Regions from separate parts of the Homo sapiens genome. Here region 2 is linked to region 1. Evidence: read pairs that join two places in POLR2A ChIA-PET (ENCODE). Cell type or tissue: Panc1. All regions are shown on one strand.

The links. ChIA-PET counts read pairs that join two places held together with the same protein. Peaks named below come from ENCODE experiments on the same cell type or tissue, not always from the same donor. Only the 100,000 strongest peaks of a DNase experiment are listed, where the experiment ranks them.
Region 2: POLR2A ChIA-PET joins it to region 1 with 6 read pairs; 12 of 35 experiments call an interaction of 5 or more read pairs at or near these places.

What each region holds. Positions count from the first base shown.
Region 1 is chr1:19,628,844-19,632,843 of GRCh38, reverse strand. The region is part of intron 1 of MICOS10-NBL1 (MICOS10-NBL1 readthrough); the gene reads right to left. It overlaps MICOS10 (mitochondrial contact site and cristae organizing system subunit 10), which reads right to left. Exons shown (of 4, transcript NM_001032363.4): 4 at 3,024-4,000. Among named protein-coding and RNA genes, the nearest start is that of NBL1, 13 kb to the left of the region's middle. RefSeq lists a silencer at 3,783-3,983. In Panc1, no CTCF peak of the experiment used is centred here; no DNase peak of the experiment used is centred here.
Region 2 is chr1:19,468,851-19,472,850 of GRCh38, reverse strand. The region is part of intron 1 of CAPZB (capping actin protein of muscle Z-line subunit beta); the gene reads left to right. Among named protein-coding and RNA genes, the nearest start is that of CAPZB, 15 kb to the left of the region's middle. RefSeq lists enhancers at 2,223-3,012, 3,013-3,803. In Panc1, no CTCF peak of the experiment used is centred here; no DNase peak of the experiment used is centred here; H3K27ac peaks cover 3,282 bases.

The DNA.
Region 1 (4,000 bases):
GCTACTTGGGAGGCTGAGGCAGGGGAATCGCTTGAACCCGAGAGGCGGAGTTTGCAGTGAGCTGGGATCACGCCACTGCCCTCCAGCCTAAGTGACGTGGCGAGACTCTGTCTCAAAAAAAAAAAAAAAAAAAGTTAGTGGGTGCAGCGCACCAGCATGGCACATGTATACATATGTAACTAACCTGCACATTGTGCACATGTACCCTAAAACTTAAAGTATAATAATAATAAAAAATAATAAAAAACACCAGGCAAACAAACAAACAAAAAAAAGTACTCTAGGTCTTGATCACAATCAGAGATACAGACAGCAGAAAAACTAGAGGGCAAAGAGTGATGGAATCTGGAAGACATATACATGTGCAGATAGACAAAGACGGAGAGACTGGAGAGGGAATCACAGCACATTTATACTCATATACACACACACAGAAGCCAAGTAGACCTAATTTATAGATACTGCTCCTTCAAAATCAAATCCCTAGAGCCACATTTCTCACTATTAGATAAGGGAGTTACAAATATGGATGGAAGGAAGGCATGAACTCAAGGTCACATACACACACACACACACACACACACACACACACGTATTTTCTAGTATGTTGGCTAAGAGGTGGACAAAGCTTTTGGTGTGTCTAAGCAATGGCACACCAACAGCAGCAAGCACACCTAGAGAGCTTGGTTTCTAACTACCACTCCCCACTCAATGGAACCAGGGCTCCTTGGAGAAATTGCTGATTCCAGGGCTGGGTGGGGCAAATACAAGAAGAGTCTGCAATAGCTCGTGTTCAAAGAATGGAATGGATATGTCAAAGGGATACAGATACCATTTGAAAGAGACCCTACTGGACAAATCTAGACAATTTGAGTTAAATATTAATAATAATGGATTGTAATCAGTTGAATAAAATGAGAATCCATGAGTCCATACTGATATAGATAAATGACTAAATAAATGAGGGAGAAGGGAAAGTTCCACGTAATAAGAAATTATTATGCCACATAATAAGAAATAATAAATTTAGGACCAGATGCAGTTGTTCATGCCTGTAATCCCAGCACTTTGGGAGGCTGAGGCAGGTGGATTGCTTGAGCCCAGGAGTTCAAGACCAGCCTGGGCAACATAGTGAAACCCCATCTCTACAAAAAATACAAAAATTAGCCAGGCATGGTGGCATGCAGCTGTAGTCCCAGCTACTCAGGAGGCTGAGGTGGGAGAAACACCTGAGTCCTGGATATCAAGGCTGCAGTGAGCCAAAATTGTACACCACTGCACTCTAACATGGGCAACAGAGTAAGACCCTGTCTCAAAAAAAAAAAAAAAAGACAAAAAGAAAAAGAAATCTAATTATCTAATTGAAAAGTGTATAGATTTTAAGATGCCTACTGCAATAAAATGTCATGATGCTTTATTACATTTGCAAGGACTTAGCCAAACTTATCAGCAACGCTGACCCAAAGCTCTGATTGATAATTATGTTTCTGATTAATAGAAAATAGACATAGGAATTACTTTTTTAAACAAATACAGCTGACTTCAAATTGGATCAACTTATTCTTACTAATTTAAACTCAGTGAAACTGGCTCTGATCCATTTCAACTAGTTTAAGTATCTCAAATCAGGTTTAAACTGGATCAAACTGCTTTCCTTTGAAATGACCCTCCCCACTTTAAACAGCTTTCGACCAGCATAGAAAGTAGGTAAGAGTCTGGCCTCCGGAATCAGGTTCAGATTCCACCTGCATTGTTTTCACCTACTTGTCCTTGGGCAAGTTAATTTGCCCTTCCAAAAACTGTTTCTTCATCCATAAAATGAGGATAATAGTACTTTTATCATAAGCTTGTAAAAAGTAAGCCTCGTGATATATGTTCTGCCTAGCTCAAACTGGATGGACCGGGAATAAAGATGACTTGATTGACAGTTGATAATGAGCTCTTTTTTTCTAGCCCCAGTTTCTTCCCCGTAAAGATTCATCACCTGCCCACTCCTCCTTCAAGAATTCTTGACATCTTCCTCCACCTCCACTTTCTGGCTCTGAACTCCTTAAGTGAGGGTCAAACAATTGAAGCCAATTATCCTGAATGCAAATGCCCAGTAATAGTTCTATGTTCCTACCTGGGCGGAAGCTCCTAGAGTTCTCTTTCTTCAGTGTCTTTTCCCCTTCTCCCCTCCTAGCCTAGCTCAAAGACCATGTGCTCCGTAAATAAGTGTGTGTGTGTGTGTGTGTGTGTGTGTGTGTGTGGTTTTTAATTTTTTTTAAGACAGGGTCTCACTCTGTCACCCAGGCTGAAGTGTAGTGTCATGATCATGGCTCACTGCAGCCTCAACCTCCTGAGCTCAAGTGATCTTCCCTCCTCAGCCTCCCAAGTAGCTGGGACAACAGGTGCATGCCACCATCCCTGGCTAATTTTTGTGTTTTTTGTAGAGATGGGGTCCTGCTATGTTGCCCAGGCTGGTCTGGAACTCCTGGGCTCAAGCAATCCACCTGCCTCAGCCTCCCAAAGTGCTGGGGTTACAGGTGTGATCCACTGTGCCCAGCCTGCAACAACCCCTTAGGTTAAGGCAACTCCCCGTGGTCACCTGGCAAATAAGTGGTAGAGTGGGAACTTAGATCCAGTCCCCTGACTCCAAATCATTTACAGCCCTGCCTCTCCCTTGGTTCTTCTTTGTCAGGGCACTTGACAGCAGAACAGTTGTCACTCTTGATCCACACAGAGGCCGCTCATTAGACATGGGGCTTCTCCCCTGCTCCTGCCCAAGTCTGTCTTTACCCCAATACCATGATTTGGTGTCCAAGGGGAAGCGATGCTTGCAGCGCACTTTAAGAAAAAAGTGGTGATAGCTTCCAGATGAGCTTATTATTCTAAATTTAACATTCCTTTTGGTACTTAGAATTTCCACTTTCTCCCTTCCACCCCGTTTGCATTTAGGTAATTAGAAAGCACGCAACAGGAAAACATTTGTGTCTCAGTACCATTCAGGATAAAGGCTGTCCAAGCGCCATGGAGTCACATCCTTGTGGAAATACTTTGCAGAGTTTATTTGGACAGGTTCAAAAATAGTCCTTCGACAATACAATCAGATCGAACCACGACAAGTAAAATGCAATTATGGGTTGGTTACATTTTTAAAAAATGTAAACAGGTTTGGGAAAACTAAAAGCAAAACTACATCGTCATCTCCTCCATTCCCAACCCCTGCATTTCTTACAAGCAGGACTTCAAGACGGCATCTGCAATCTTTTGAAATGGATGAGAGGATGACACTCACTAAAGGAGACAGCTCAACAGTGTGTTCTGAGGCCATTTCTCAGAACAAAGGCATACTTCTGCATAAGGCAAATGCAGCCTGATAAAGCTTCCCCTAGTGGGTACATGGAATGCCAAAGTCATTCACCTAAATGAGCTCAAAATACATATTGTTCTGGGCCAAATTATACAGTGTCAAGCTCAGACTGTATGTATTTATGTATGTTGGCAGAGCAGGCCACTTTTGGGGCGCCACAGCTTTATCCTAGCATCCTGTGCCCTGCTGGGTTCCCATCGCTGTCTCCCCAAACCCATGAATTTCCTTGGATTTGGTTCCAGAAAGGCAGACAAGAAACAAAGTCAGTTGCACAAGCCCACAAGGGAACAGGGCCCCAGAGGACTTGAATTTCTAATGAAACTTAAGAGTAACACAGAATGTGTGCCTTTGCCAACAAGCCGGGACTTTCTGAAGGTTGATCTGAGATGGGGGCAGGGAGTGGGGACAAGATCAAGTGTGCTTTGGGCCAGCCTCCGCTAAGGGCAACAAGGCGGGAATACAAAGCTATCTAGAACTAAAGCAACTGGCCAGTGCTTCCTGTGGCCTCTATCCAGAACTATTCCCTCAGACAGCTGACCCCTTTCTCAGAGCACTTCAGTGGTGCTTCCAAGGTGCCAAAGGGATCCATCCAAATAAATGCCTAAAGCCTAACAGCTAATGAGATAGAGAACTTTCATTCCAATGCCC
Region 2 (4,000 bases), 160 kb after region 1:
AGCTACTCAGGAGGCTGAGGCAGGAGAATGGCGTGAACCCAGGAGGCGGAGCTTGCAGTGAGCCGAGATCGTGCCACTGCACTCCAGCCTGGGTGACAGAGCAAGACTCCAGCTCAAAAAAAAAAAAAAAAAAAAAAAAAATGAAGAATGAAAGCGCAGTAGTTGCAGCTCTTCATCTAAAATGGAACCTCATTCTCTACATAGTAACTACTAATCGGTAGTCAGGGTCTGGAATCACCTTTGAGTCCTTGGGTACTGCATAGTCCTGCCCCTCACTTCCCTTTCTCCTCCTCTTCTCTGCACACATCCAGGCAGACTCTGGAATAATAGAGCATAGTATGAGGATAAAGCTGTCATTGGCTAAGCTGGTGTTCACACTCAGGACCAGCTGGTTCCTTGCCCTGGCTGTGTTACACCTGCGGCCAGGGACGAGCAGAGGCCACAGTCTGCTGCCTGCCTACATAACCGACAGGTTATTAGTTCATGCCCCAAGGGTTTGAGCCACCCAGAGATGTTGAAAGAGATCCCTAACCTCAGAGGGTTTAGAGCTCTAGGCTGTAGATGGCAACATCTGCCTTCGAGATGAGTAGGGTCTCCATGTCCTCAGTTCATGACAACCTCTCTTACTTTTTCATCCTACTTTGCACTAGGTAATATTCCTGGGAAACAGGCCTCGCATTTTCTTAAACACTGATTTCATCTGTCCTTCCTCTAATAACTTTATCTGGAGGCGTTTATCAACCTTCTAACTAGAATACCCTTGTCCTTTTGCCTGCCACAGAACTGGTTTTCCCTGTGTGCTGATGGCCCATGGTTTCTGAGCTTTCTGTATTCCAGATGGAGAGCACGTAGGAGAATCCTGGGAATATCCTCAAGGATCCTACTTTTATCTTGGTTACATACTATCTGTGAGATGCATATTGGTTGTTGAGGAAGCATTTCTTTTTTTTTTTTTTTTTTTTTTTTTTTTTTTTTTTTTTTTTTTGAGACGGAGTCTCGCTTTGTCTCCCAGGCTGGAGTGCAGTGGAGCGATTTCGGCTCACTGCAAGCTCTGCCTCCTGGTTCACGCCATTCTCCTGTCTCAGCCTCCCGAGTAGCTGGGACTACAGGCGCCCGCCACCACGCCTGGCTAATTTTTTTTGGTATTTTTAGTAGAGACGGGGTTTCACCGTGTTAGCCAGGATGGTCTTGATCTCCTGACCTTGTGATCTGCCCACCTTGACCTCCCAAAGTGCTGGGATTACAGGTGTGAGCCACAGCGCCCAGCCGAGGAAGCATTTCTCGACGTAACAGACAAGAACTGGTTGCCATGGTTCCAACGAAGGGCCCTCCCATCACGTGACTGATTGTCAGAACATAGACATGTAAATACTGTGAGTGTGGGATCCTCAGCCCTGCACCCTTGGGGTCTGTGCTCCGAGTGCTTCAAGAGGCTTGACTACTTACTCCAGTGTCAGTTTGAGGCATTGGGTTAACTGATAAAATTCCCACTTGAATTTCATTACATGTCAGAATCTAAAGGGAAACAAATGGGGAAAGAGTGATTTCCAAGCCTTAGGTGATGGGCCTCGTTTTGGAACAAGTATAATCATCCCCCCTTTTTCCATAGTTTCGATTTCTGCAATTTCAGTCACCCGCCATCAACCCCAGTCCAGTATTTTGAAGAGAATACCACATGCACGTAGCTTTTATTATGGTATGTTGTTAGAATTGTTCGATGTTATCAGTTATTGATAATAACTGTGCCTGGTTTATGAATTAAACATCATAGGTATGCATGTGTAGGAAAAAACAGTATATATAGGGTTTGGTACTATCCAAGGTTTCAGGCATCCACTGGGGGTCTTGGAAGGTATCCCCCGAGGATAAAGGGGGGCCACTGTACAAGCAGCTCACACCTCAGCCTTAGCATTCAGCAGGCCTCAGAGCTAGGAAGGCAGGCCAGGTGGTGGCATTGGTTCTTGTGCACTTCACCTGGTCCTCTGCATGCACCGTTCCGTTTCCTTCCCAGAATCCTTCTAAGCATGGGATCCTATGAATTTAGGCCTTTATGTAAATTCAGAATGATACAGATTTAGACTTTATATAAATTGCCAATAAGTGGCAGAGTCAGGTCTTGAACCCAGCTGCTCTGAATTTAAAAGCCTTTGCCCTCAGCCTCTGCTGTGTCATGGAATTTTACTGCTCACAGGGGTTTGGGGCTTGACCAAGGTCCCACAGTAAACCACTGGAGCACTGGGATCAGGTCCTATGTCTAACACTCTAGAATCTAGATTCTACACTCTTGTGTGAGTCTTTTCTGCCACATAAACTTAGGCCTGTTTCAAAGCTCATCTTTGAACATCCTTTTTCAGTGATGCATGGAAAGACCACATTTTCCAAATAGGACATTGTGAGAGAGCTTCGTGGCAATTGGGTCGAACAGTCAGAATGCCAATGGCCTGAGTTCAAGAAGAAATCTAAGGAAAGGTCCAGATTCAAGCCCAGGTCCCTTTGATCTGTAGCTCATGTTTATGGGGTACATAGGGACAGGAATCATCGTAACAAGACACTGGAGAAAGTGGTTGTCCAACAGTAGGTAAAAATGGTGGCACATCTATGCAATGGACTATTTTTTATTTTTTATTTTTTGGCGACAGCGTCTCATGCTTTTGCTCAGGCTACAGTGCAGTGGCGTGGTGACAGCACACTGCAGCCTCCACCTCCCGGGCTCAAGCAGTCCTCTTGCCTCAGCCTCCCGAGTAGCTGGGACTGCAGATTTGCTCTACCGCACCCAGCAATTTTTGTATTTTTTGTAGAGACGGGGTTTCACCGTGTTGCCCAGTCTGGTCTCAAACTCTTGTGCTCAAGCCACAATGGAATGGAATGCAGCCATTAACATGTGACATGTGAAGACGGTGTTGTAGTTTGGAAGATGTGCTAGTGTTGAGTGAAGCACAGTAGTCCGTCTGTCCTGGGCTTGTGGTTCTGTGGAATACCCCCCGACCTGGGTGCTTGTGGGCATTACAGAAGTGAACAATTTGCAAGCCCTTTACTGTGCTCTCTGTTGCTTGCAGTGGGCGGGCGTGTGTGTGTGTGTGTGTGTGTGTGTGTGTGTGTGTGTGTGTGTATTCTTTTCCTCCTTTTGAGTATCTTCCTTCCTTGAGATAAGTCCCCAGGAGGGAGAGTGTAGAGTATTTTTTCTCTCTGCACCTTCTTGAACCGGTCACTTTGCTCTGACAAATGCTCTCTCCGTGGCCGCCGCCTCACTGCCTGTCCCCAGAGCCCTCTGAGCTGACTCATCCTCCCTGCCTAGCAGGCTTCACTTCACTTCCTCAATCTCCCTGTTCTGGCCAAGTTGAGAGGACTCCCTTCCTGCAAAAATGTGTTCTAAGGTTAGCTCATGGTTTTTGCTGTATTAATCTCTATGCCAGAACTGTTATTTATTAATTTTTTCTTTAAGTTTCCTCACTTTTTAACTTAAATTATTTAGGAAGGAAACTTTGTCCTTACCATGAATGGAAAACAATATCAATTGCTGTATATAGAAAGTACACACTGAAATAAACATATAGTCATCTACTGCCGTAAAAGATGTTCATCTGTAGAGCACCCACAATCCTCTGGCCACCACCAGCTTGTGGCTCCCCCTTCCCTGCCTGTTCCCTCCTGCCTGTGTCTTTCTGTCTTACCTTTCAGGGCTTGGCCCTATCCCGTCTTCACCGCCAAGCTTCCTTTGACTACTGCTGGCCTTCGTACCCGTCTCCCTGTCCATTCATTCAAAGAGACATTGATTAATATTGTGTGCCCAGCTTGGGGGTGGGCATGAAAAGGTACTTGCCGTCGCTATATGGAGACCATTGGTGGGAGCCAGTCAGACAGACGGACAGACTTGTAGAATGGAAGATAATTGCTGTCAGGGGCTGTGTCTGAGTGCAGCCGTACATTGAAGGAGGCGTCTCGCTGAGAGATTCAAGGCACGGGTCCCAGGGGACCGATTTTGTTGAAGTGGAGGTGAGAG